Regions from separate parts of the Homo sapiens genome. Here region 2 is linked to region 1. Evidence: chromatin contacts called from ENCODE Hi-C or POLR2A ChIA-PET data. All regions are on one chromosome and are shown on one strand. The core of a region is the stretch at or near the end of the contact, and the rest is flanking DNA. Distances in the headings are between cores, read along the strand shown. Region 1 holds the start of BPGM (bisphosphoglycerate mutase). Region 2 holds the start of LINC03060 (long intergenic non-protein coding RNA 3060).

What was found. A loop is a pair of places that touch in the nucleus more often than their neighbours do. ChIA-PET counts read pairs that join two places held with the same protein, here RNA polymerase II (POLR2A). Pooled maps may share reads with other maps.
Region 2: a map of B cell shows a loop between it and region 1 (15-fold over the local background). The contact joins the promoter of LINC03060 here to the promoter of BPGM in region 1. A Hi-C loop is called at or near these places in 3 of 168 maps with a recorded cell type or tissue (B cell, naive thymus-derived CD4-positive, alpha-beta T cell and natural killer cell), 3 of 37 single-sample maps with no recorded cell type and 14 of 50 pooled maps. POLR2A ChIA-PET finds 5 or more read pairs at or near these places in 11 of 52 experiments (A549, GM10248, HEK293T and 7 more).

What each region holds. Positions count from the first base shown.
Region 1 is chr7:134,644,192-134,649,789 of GRCh38, forward strand. It overlaps BPGM (bisphosphoglycerate mutase), which reads left to right and starts at 2,662. Exons shown (of 3, transcript NM_001724.5): 1 at 2,662-2,746. All of the region lies in intron 1 of LOC124901750 (a long non-coding RNA gene), which reads right to left. RefSeq lists enhancers at 2,639-2,788, 2,889-2,998.
Region 2 is chr7:134,429,642-134,435,239 of GRCh38, forward strand. LINC03060 (long intergenic non-protein coding RNA 3060) reads right to left here and starts at 2,779. Exons shown (of 3, transcript NR_183392.1): 1 at 2,673-2,779.

The sequences.
Region 1 (5,598 bases), core at 1,412-3,911:
CACTCCTGTACATGGCATATAGAACTAGCTAACTCTGGAGTTTGCTGGAAGGAGGGAGCCAATGGTTCTGCTAGGCTAGCAAAAGGGAGAATAGCCTAGGTCCGTGGATGATGTTTTGATGCACGGTGGACCAATTCAGCCATACGTGGAAAAGGCTAGAGGCTCTGTGCACATAACTGTGAAATTATTTTGACCAGGTATGTATGCTATCAATAAAATAGTGGTTTATTCAGGTCACAAGGAAGACAATTTTCAACTAAAACTCAAAGTATCACATGGGTTAATACTGACTTTTTGATATACACCTGTAACAGAAAGGAAGACAAAGAGACAACATAGCTATAATAATTTATTGCTTTTCATTTCTTGTTTGGATAAAAGTGAGACTACATCAAAAGCTGTTTGATGACACTGAATTATTTTCATAGTATCTATATCACTTGCTGTATCAGAACTGAAGTCCTCATGACTGGTCTTCAATGGAAGTGAATCCTAAAATTAATCTTAATTTAAAAAATACATTGCTTTTGGGGTGAGGAGGAGAAGGCAGCAGGAAGAGGAAGCATCTTCCCAGAATTATATGAATTAGCAACCTTGGGTCCTAGCCCAGGATTTGTCCCCAACCAAGTAATTCTGAGCACATCACTTAAGCTTCAGTTTCTTTATCTGTACAACAAGGAGCTAGAGTTTAATTTCCAAAGCCCTGTCAAGTACTAAGTTTGTACAAGTCTAATATTCTTTGGAGTTCATCTTTGCCTTAAATGGATTTATGATCATCTTTGTGAACCACGACCTCGTTATTTAAAAATTCATAAGAGAGACAGCTCATCGAATAGACCAGGACACAGGGTTCAGGATATGATACTGTAACATAATTAAGTATGGAGAACAATCTTGCCATAGGGCAAAAGTAACTCCTGAAATTCTGTTAGCCTCTGTGCACATTTGTCTTACAAACATGCTTGCTCCTGATGAAAATCTGCTTTTTAATTCCTTCTAGACAGAATCACTGATATAAGCTTCCATCTTATATCAAAATGACTCATTCATAAGCCACATACTCTTGCGAATGATTCTAAAAGGCAAGTGATGTTTGATATTAAGGTTTTATGTGACAAGCTAGCATTCCATGGGTGTCCATAACAACAGTAAACTTAAATCCAATGAGTAGGCGCCCTTAAGTCCAGACTAAGTAGCCCTAAATGCCAAATGCCACAAGACTGTCACTTGGTAATGACTGTCATTAGCCTCCGGAGTATGGATGGTGGGCACTCTGAATAGGAGCTTTATTACACTGTAGAAGAAAAGCTTTCTCCTTACTTTGTCCTCAACTGATATTGAGAAAAAAGCAAGAGGGCAAATGTATAAGATTTGGAAGCTGCCCCTTCCAGCTGTTCTGGCCTGAACTCTAGTTAATCTTGTGCAAGTTAAATTCTAACTATCACTAGGTGAGACCTATCACCTGCTGGGACCTGTCAAGCCTCGGATTAGTGCCGTCCCGGAAGTAAAGTTCTGTTGATATCCCAGGAGGAACTGTCATGCTCTAACATGGATAAATGAGATACAGAACTGGCTACGATTAGGTCTTAATGAGTTCAATAAAGAGTGTGTCACAGAATTTCAAATGTGGAAAGATTATCTTTTCAACTGTATGTATAATTTATTCTGAGGACTTGCTTGCGTGTCACAAACCTAATGCATTTGTTAGGAGGATGAAACAGGAAAAACTCACAGGAGGACACGAAACACTACTTAGGATAGCTTCTAAGAAGGGAATCTCCCATAACATTCCTTATCTTTCCCGCCCACCCAAGAGTTCTGACACATATGCTTCAAAACCTCGTGTGGTAGTTCAAGCCTGCTTAGAAGCTTTTAAGGCCTCGTGCCAGGTTTCCGGTGTTTTCATAGATTTCTCTTGTTCAGTTATTGTCGCCTCCAAATTTGTCATTCTCTCATTCCACTCTAGCCTCCCTTCCTCTGTGCAATAAGCTTTTAGGGCATTCCATTAATCACTTTTCTTCCCCACCTAAAATACTGTCAGCAAACTGCCTAGGGGAATCCCTATAAAAGCGGTAAGAGAAAGTAAGGTTGCGTTACTGCCTATAAATTGGGCACTTTAAAGGCATTTGTTTTAATCACGACTTAAGACTTTCAACCACGAGTAATTTGTGCGAAAGGAGCTTCTTCTGGGAGGATACCTCGGCTTCGTCTTCAGGTTTCAATCCCTAAATTTCCCATAAGTAAAAGAAACATCACCTCCTCTCTTCCAAGAGTCCGCTGACACCTGTCTTCACCCGCAGGTGTTTCTTTTAAGACGTTAAACGCTTTCTAGAACCTCAAACAGCTAAGATGCTCCCCGCACCCGAGGTTTTGCACCAGCGACGCTCTAGGGTGTGTTTTTCTACTTCCCTAGGCCCAAGCCTGCCCGCTGGCGTCGAAGCCAACTCCTTACTGGTTCAGGTATGTGCTCGTCTCTAGAGTAAACCAATCAGAGCCCCACTTCTTACTCCTGGGATTTGGTAAACGGAAGAGACCTCTCCTGTTCCGGGAGTAGGCCGGGACCGTGGATGAGTGACAGTTCGACTTTCCAATAGGCAGAGCCCTAGGACCTGCCCACGTCTGGTTCAGGGGCTAGAAAAGAGCGTCGATGCCGGCGGCAGTGATGAGTCCTAGGAGGCGCTGGCTCTTTGGCGGCTCGGAGGAGCGGCTGCTGCTGCTGCTGCTGCTGCTGGTGGCCCCTTTGCAGGTGAGTGGCTTTGTTTTAGAAAATGTTGCGAACGTTTACATTTTTTAGTGATGTGATGTTTTATTTTTGGGTGCGGGGAAGGCCAGTTTCTTTACTTCCCCCGGTTTAGTCGTTGGTGGGAGTCTGGTGCCCACTCCAGCCCTCAAGCTGGGACCCTCACTTATCGCCCCGGTCCCTTTCCCTTGTCCCTATCTCAGAATGAGCCTCGCAGGCAGTCACCGTTCTGTCAACTGAGAGGAGGAGCCCGCTTTGGTAGTGCTGTCCTTATGGCAAGAATATATAGAAGTTGGAGGGAAGATAAACTCTCTTCTGGATGTCTGAGGTACTGTGTAGCAGAGCCCTTCCAATAGTAAGATCCCCTGGAAGGAAGCAGGGCGATGCCGCTGTATTTAGGGTTCTGGCAGACCTGGCCCTATCTATCATTTTGTGTAGTAGACAGAAAAACTCGAATGCGGTGAAAAGAGAAGGAGGTGAATATATGCAGTGTTTTCATGTAGGAATCTGGAGCCAAATCACAAGTTCTTAGAACCACTAGAAATAAAAACGTAAGTGTATTTTCCTCTTTTCTAAGGGACGAGCTGGTATTACACTAGAGAAGGTCAATGAAATGCATAATTGCAGTTAAGTTCACAGTTAAGCTTTAAAGAATAGTTGGTTGTTAGCTAACTTATAACTCTCATCCCCCTACTGCCTCCCTTGCAAATTACGGAAGATCTTTAGCTTGTGAGTGGTACTAGAATGTTAGCTGACTAAATGCAGACTCTTTCCAAGAAGGGGAAAAATCAAAAGCTAAGTTTCACCTGTAGGTACTAAAGGTTTTTTAATAGTGAAAGCAGAACTCATGTCAATTTGTCTTTTATTTTTTATTTTTTTTGAAACGGAGTCTCGCTCTGTCGCCCAGGCTGGAGCGACTGCAGTGGCTCGATCTCGGTTCACTGCAACCTCCGCCTACCGGGTTCAAGTGATTCTCCTGCCTCAGCCTCCCAAGTAGCTGGGATTACAAGCATAGGCCACCACGCCTGGCTGATTTTTGTATTTTTAGTAGAGACGGGGTTTCACCATGTTGGCCAGGGTGGTCTTGAACTCCTGACCTCAGGTGATCTGCCTGCCTCGGCCTCCCAAAGTGCTGGGATTACAGGCGTGAGCCACCGTGCCTGGCCTTGTCTTTTTTCTTTCTTTCTTTCTTTTGTTTTGGTTTTTTTTTTGTTTTGTTTTCAGACGGAGTTTCGCTTCTGTTGCCCAGGCTGGAGTGCAATGGCGCGATATTGGCTCACCGCAACCTCCGCCTCCTGGATTCAATCGATTCTCCTGCCTCAGCCTCCCGAGTAGCTGGGATTACAGGCATGCGCCCCCACGCCCAGCTAATTTTGTGTTTTTAGTAGAGACAGGATTTCACCATGTTGGCCAGGCTGGTCTCGAATTCCTGACCTCAGGTGATCTGCCTGCCTCGGCCTCCCAAAGTGCTGGGATTACAGGTGTGAGCTACCGCGCCCGGCCTTCTTTTTTTTTGAACTGCCTCCCGTGAGTCCAGGGAATAGCTCTTTCTTAGCCATCTTTGTATTCCAGTAGCACCTCATACACCGCAGATGCTCCCCAGTTGGTGGTGGACTTCAGAGAAGCATAATTCAAACAGTGTCATAGTGGAAGGAGCTCTGAGTTAGAAATCAAGAACATTGGCTTTAGTCCTGAAACTGTTACTATTTGTGTGATCTTAAACAAATCATTTCAACTGTGACTCTTAATTTTTGCATTTTTTTTTTGAGACAGGGTCTCGCTCTGTTGCCCAGGCTGGAGGGCAGTGGCGCAATCTCTGCTCACTGCAACCTCCACCTCTGCCTCCTGGGCTCAAGCGATCCTACCATCTCGATTTTTGCATCTTTAGAAAGCAGATGTTGCATTAAATTATATCTGAGATATAAACTCTGTATTTAAAGTCTGTTTTAAAGTAAAAATTATTAGTATACAAGCAGAATCTCATTGCAGTAAATTCTGTACCATCTATTAGCAAGTAAAAGTTCCCAGCTTCAAGGATATATTCTTGTTTTTTAATTTTTAATTTTTGTGGGTACCTAGTAGGTGTATATATTTATGGGTTACATGAGATATTTTGACATAGGCATGCAATGCATAATCACATCAGAGTACATAGGGTAGCTGTCACCAAAAGCATTTATCCTTTATGTTTCAAACAATCCAATTGTACTCTTTTAGTTATTTGAAAATTTACAATTAAATTGTTTTTTTTTTTACTATAGTCACCCTGTTGTGCTAGCAAATACTAGGTCTTATTGATCTTCCTATTTTTGTCCCCATTACAAGGATATACTCTTTTGTGTTCCTATTTAAACCAAACCAGATTATTGTAGAAAATTTGGAGCATACCGAAGTATAATGTGGCAGAAAAATGTCACTTAGAAGCAACTACTGTTAGTGTTTGGGTAGAGCTTTTAGTCTTTCTTCCTCTTTTGCCTGCTGTGGTTGGTTGAGATTAAGAGGCACATTTTAAGTAATGATTGATGCACCTAAATTCACCTGGCCTTCATCTTTGTGTGTCTGGGGCCTGAAGAACAGAGGTCACAAACGTGTTTGAACCGAATGGTTTCTTGAAACATCCTTGGAATGAAATCTGATATGAAAGATGTTTATATGGGTGGCAGGACAAAAAGTATTACTTAATAACAAAACCCTTCTGCTGAAACTTAGCCACAAATATGAGGAAAACATACTTTGTAAAATATAAATTAAATGTTAACCACTTCATTAAAGCATTTGGATTGCAGAATATTAGTACTTGGTAAGCTTCTGAGACTGTATCTTACCATCACCTTCTTCCATCCCACAATATTTGATTG
Region 2 (5,598 bases), core at 1,529-4,028, 210 kb before region 1:
GTGTGATAATCACGAGATCACATGTCCCCATTCTCACTTCCAGTTGTCAGTTTATGCTGCCTCAGCAAAACGAGTTCTGGGGCAAATGCTGTATAAGCAAATGTTATAATTATTACCCAAAGATAGCTACCAAATGATGAAAAATATTGAAGAAGAAGTCAAGTTGAAAACGCCAGAACGCATGGAAGAACTCAGAATAAGACAAGAGAGATGGGTTTGGAGACAAAACTGTCAGAATAGAGATGAGTAAAAGGATAGTAATAATCGTTCCTGATTATTGTGTATTTGCCCAGCTCATTTACTCCTCACCACCGTTATTTCCATTTTGCATTTTGCATTCCATTAGCATTATCTCCATTTTACAGATGTGAAAACTGCAGTGCAAAAAGCTATGCGACTTAGTCAAGGTCATCCAGCTTAAATAGGTGCCTGGAATTGGAACTGCAAACCCGATTCTTAATCACTGGCCCATGCTGCCTCTGACGTGGGAGCTAGAGGTTGTAGCTAAAAGAAAAAGGCTAATATCTGGAGACAGCATCACTTACAACTCAAGAGTTATAAAGGGATATTGCAACTGTTCTATGGAAACTTTCCAGATTTCTCCCCCCCTTCTGGAGAATTTATTTCAAATACCTGGATCTAGACATCTAGAATAAAAGCAGTTTCTGCCATGTACAGTGCTGGAGATAAGGGCTGATGTTTTGTATTTCAGCTGTGATTTTCCTGGATTCCAGTCGGATCATGAAATTTCCTAACAAAGACACACGAGAGACAGTGGGTCAGAGCACACAGTTAGCAGCCAGTGTGCTTGGATTTGCTACCAGCTCAGCCTCTTTCTAGCTGTGTGATTGGGGCACGTTTTCCTCATTTTTAAAGTGAGGACAATAATAGAACCAACCTCAGAGGGCTGTTGTAAGACAATGTCTGTCCATAGCAAGTGATACACTAGTATTCGTTATTTTATTATATGCTATAATTATTTCATTTGAAGCTGATATATTTCATATTAGTTATTTTTTTCTGGTTGGATTTTAGGAGACAATCTAGTTTTATCAGTAGCATATTTACAGATAGGGTGTTTCTATGTTGATTCTTGTAAATTACATTGGCATTTTCTTATCTAATTCTTCAGTTTCCAGAATACCTGATATTTGAGAGGGGTGGCCATATGTTCCAGTTTACTCTTGTTATGCTAGTATCACTCTATCTATACTCAAATGTCCCTGTTTGGAAGAGAAATCCTGTGGTCCTCCTATTTGGAGAAGTGCAACCCTCTTACAGGGGGTCACTGTTACATTATATGGGCTGGGTCAGGAGGTGCAAAGCTGGCATAAAATCAAGGATAGTGTGTTTTCTTTTCATCATTTTTCATGCCAGGATCCCCTTGGCAAGCTGCGGAAGCTTTTGGAGCCCTTCTAAGAAAAATGTTTTTAAGTACATAAAATTAAACACACAAGATTACCAAGGAATTCTTTAGTTTTGAAAGACTGCTATCACAATATTTTTAAAAACCAAATTTGTAATATGATAATATATAGGCTTTTTATTAACGACTAAATAACAGGTCTAGTGACAGGTTTAATAACTCTGGTAATTTCAAAGTAGTGATGCACATAGATGACATCGTGAGATATTCCTAGTAACAGTAATGGGATATAGCAAGAGCTGTGACTTTCTATTTGTGACAAAGTTACAGGCCCCACTTCTGTTCTCTATATTCACGATAGAATGTAATATTTTCCATGTCCATGTTCACAGACCTCTCGGATTCAATCCAGACCTCTTGTGGGTGCCAGTTTAAGAACTGCTGCATGGGCCATGCACGGTGGCTCACACCTGTAATCCCAGCACTTTGGGAGGCCAAGGCGGGCAGATGGCTTGAGGTCAGGAGTTCAAGACCAGCCTGGCCAACATGGCGAAACCCCATCTCTACTAAAAATACAAAAATTAGCCGGGTGTGGTGGCAGGTGCCTATAATCCCAGCTACTCAGAAGGCTGAGGCAAGAGAATCGCTTGAACCTGGGAAGCGGAGGTGGCAGTGAGCCGATATAGCGCCACTGCACTCCAGGCTGGGCGACAGAGTGAGACTCTATCTCAAAAAATAAATAAATAAGAAAAGAACTGCTGCACAAGAGTGAATGTTTGAAGCAAGCAGGAGGGAGGCGAATTGCCCAAAGATCAGGAAGAAAAGAAAGAGGCTGGGATGGTCATAGATCTGCCGAGGAGCACAAGAAGTGAAGAGGAAAAATGACACGGAAGATGCCAGAATGTGGACTGATGGAAGTAAAAGGGCAGGAATGGTCTGACAGATGTCTCTGTTGACAGAGGATACCCCACCCAGAATACAGCCCGTCAGAAACGGGAATGTTCACAGTGGCCCAGAGCGCGGACTTTGAAGCCTGACACACCTAGGCGTGAACCCCCGCCCTGCTGCGTTTATCAGCACGTATTTTGCACAAGTCATTTAACTGCTGTGTCTTAGTTTGTCTTCTGTTTAGTGGGGATAATAATACATCCCTTACAAAATTGCTTTGAGCAGCAGTCTCCAACATTTTTGGCACCGGGAACTGGTTTTGTGGAAAACAATTTTTCCACAGACCTGGCGGTGGGGAGGTGGTTTCGGGATATTATTATTACATTTTAATACATAATGAGATAATTATACAACTCACCATAATGTAGAATCAGTGGGAGCCCTGAGCTTGTTTTCCTGCAACTAGACGGTCCCATCTGGGAGTGATGGGAGACAGTGATAGGTCATCAGGCGTTAGATTCTCATAAGGAGCGCGCAGCCTAGATCCCTCGCATGCGCAGTTCACAGTAGGGTTCATGCTCCTATGAGACGCTAATGCCGCTGCTGACCCGACAGGAAGCGGAGCTCAGGCGGTAATGCGAGAGGGGAGTGGCTGTAAAAACAGATGAAGCTCTGCTCGCTCGCCCATCGCACGCCTCCTGCTGTGCGGCCCCGTTCCTAACAGGCCATGGACTGGTACCGGTCTGTGGCCCCGGGAGTTGGGGACCCCTGGCTTTGAGGATTAAATGAGACAGTGTATGTAAAGGGCTTTTTACTGCACCTATTGGATTGTACCACTTCCATCAATAGCTCTGGCAACAGTATCATTGTCGTCGCTGTTACTAGGAAGGTCCACTTCCCAGCAGTAAGCAGGGCCTCCCACCAGGGATTACCAAAAATCATTGTTGACCATTTGTGGCCAGAAGGGGGAAGCATACACCACACTATAAGCTCAGGAGGCTAAGGACGGGGAGTGGCGAGTGTGGATGGGGACTTCCTTTTGCTCACACAGGCTGAACTCGATGACCGAGGCTTCCTTCGCCCCCTTTGCTTGGCCATGGTGCTCGGAAGCCTACCGGTCCTTGCTGTAGGACCAAGCGCACCCAGACTGCCTAGGCACTGTCAGGGATGTTCTGGTGAGGAAGGCAGGCCAGGGACCCGGCAGAGACCAGCTGGTGTATATCCCATTCTAGCCAAGCAGCATTTGAATCACATACATCGAGAGGGCAGGTGCTGGGGTCAGGGAAGAATTCTACCACACAGTAGTTGGAGCTACGTACTTCCTTCAACTCTTCATGTTATCTAACTTTTCACCTGCTTTCTTTTTGGTAGGAATATCATCTGCCCTCCACACAGTCCCAGGAACGAACAGGCTTTACACATGCTGTGCCCAACTTAGAAACATCTAACCTAGAATGGCCTGTTCTGTCCTCCCTCACCCCACCATGAAGAAATTATTGCCCAGCCTGGGCCACATTGTGAGACTCTACATTAAGAAAAAAAAAAGCCAGGTATGGTTGTGCACACTTGTAGTCCCAGCTACTTGGGAAGCTTACTGGGAGGATTGCTTGAGCTGGGGAAGTTGAGGCTGCAGTGAGCCATGATCGCATCACTGCACTCAAGTCTGGGTGACAGAGCAAGACCCTGTCTCAAAAAAAAAAAAAAAAAAAAAAGAGGAAGAAGAAGAAGAAATTATTGCCGTATTTCTCCCTGTACAGAAAATTATGCAAAGTTTTTCACCTAGAGCTACCCATACACACATAGAAAGAAATCTCCTCTACTTTCGTGGCAGAAAAATAACAAGTTGTAAGGACCAAGATCTTATCGTACTATCCTTTTGCAACCCTTCTGCAGGGACATCCAAGAAATAAGATGCAACTAAATAGGATGGTAGGAACATCGTACATGAAACATCATATATAAAGCTGTTTCTAAGGGAAAATGCTACCCTCTTCCAAGAAGCTACCCCATGACTAATTTGCAAATCTGCACCTTGGGGAATAGAACAACTTCATTGATTTATTTATTTTTGAGACAAAGTCTTGTCTCCCAGGCTGGAGTGCAATGGTGCAATCTTGGCTCACGGCAATCTCCGCCTTCCGAGTTCAAGCAATTCTCCTGCCTCAGCCTCCCGAGTGGCTGGGATTACAAGTGCCCACCACCACTCCTGGCTAATTTTGTGTTTTTAATAGAGACTAGGCTTCACCATGTTGGCCAGGCTGGTTTCAAACTCCTGACCTCAGGTGATCTGCCCTCCTTGTCCTCCCAAAATGCTGAGATTACAGGCATGAGCCACCGCGCCCAGCCAAATAATCTCTTTTTATATGTCCCTTAGCATGTGCCACAACACTAGGCATTTAACTAGGACTCCAAGAATACTTATTGAATGGTACTAAAATCTGGGAAATGGACAGAGAGAGTTCAAGAGATCCCACTTGGTTTTCCATGGAATGGATTTTAAGTTTTCTTAAAGTTTTTTAAAGAATCAGAACCCTTTTCACAAATGAAATCGTACATACAATTTCAACAAAGAAGATAAAAGGGAATTTGCTCTGGTTGAGGCAGTGAGGACAGGGAGAGAGGACACCTACACCACCCCTTCCTTGCCTCCTCAGCCCAGGGAGGAAATCCAGGCCTTTTCAGAAACACGGTTTGAACCATACAGCCTCCCACTGGATAACAAAACAATCTGGTCTCTAGTCCAGATTAGGCCACGAGTGGATGGCCTGGGGTTTTCAAAATCATGTGTTCAGACTAAGAGGTAGGTGACCTACAGAAAAAGAATATTGGATAAAGATCTGCAGAGTTCTAGTCCTGGCTGATCTTGACAAAATCACCTGATCCCTCCTGTACAACGAAGGCTGGGACCATATGGCCTCTGAGAGCCCTGGCAAAGTCACAACCTGCTGATTTGCGGTAACTGGGAGAGAAGGCCACGCAATTCTTAATGCCCAGGTTTAGGCCTGGAAGCATCTGCTGCAGGCCTGAGTGGATCTGTGTAGCGGGAGTATATTAATGGCCTCCCGCTGCTTTCCTCCCACTGCCTGTTCCTGTCCTTTCTCCATGCTGTACTGTGCCCTGTGGTCAGTACCCCATTCTCTGGTCTCCTTTGACTCTGTGCTGTATTTCCACCAAAACTTACCTGACTTTTGCCATGGGCCCTAAGCCTGGCTCTCCTTTTCCCTGGGTCCCAGCTCTCTAACAGTTTGGGATACTCATAATTCTCATCCAAAACCTGTTGTTTTATCTCTGACTCTCTAATACCACTGAAATTACTCCTGGCTTGCAACTCTGGCAAACACCGT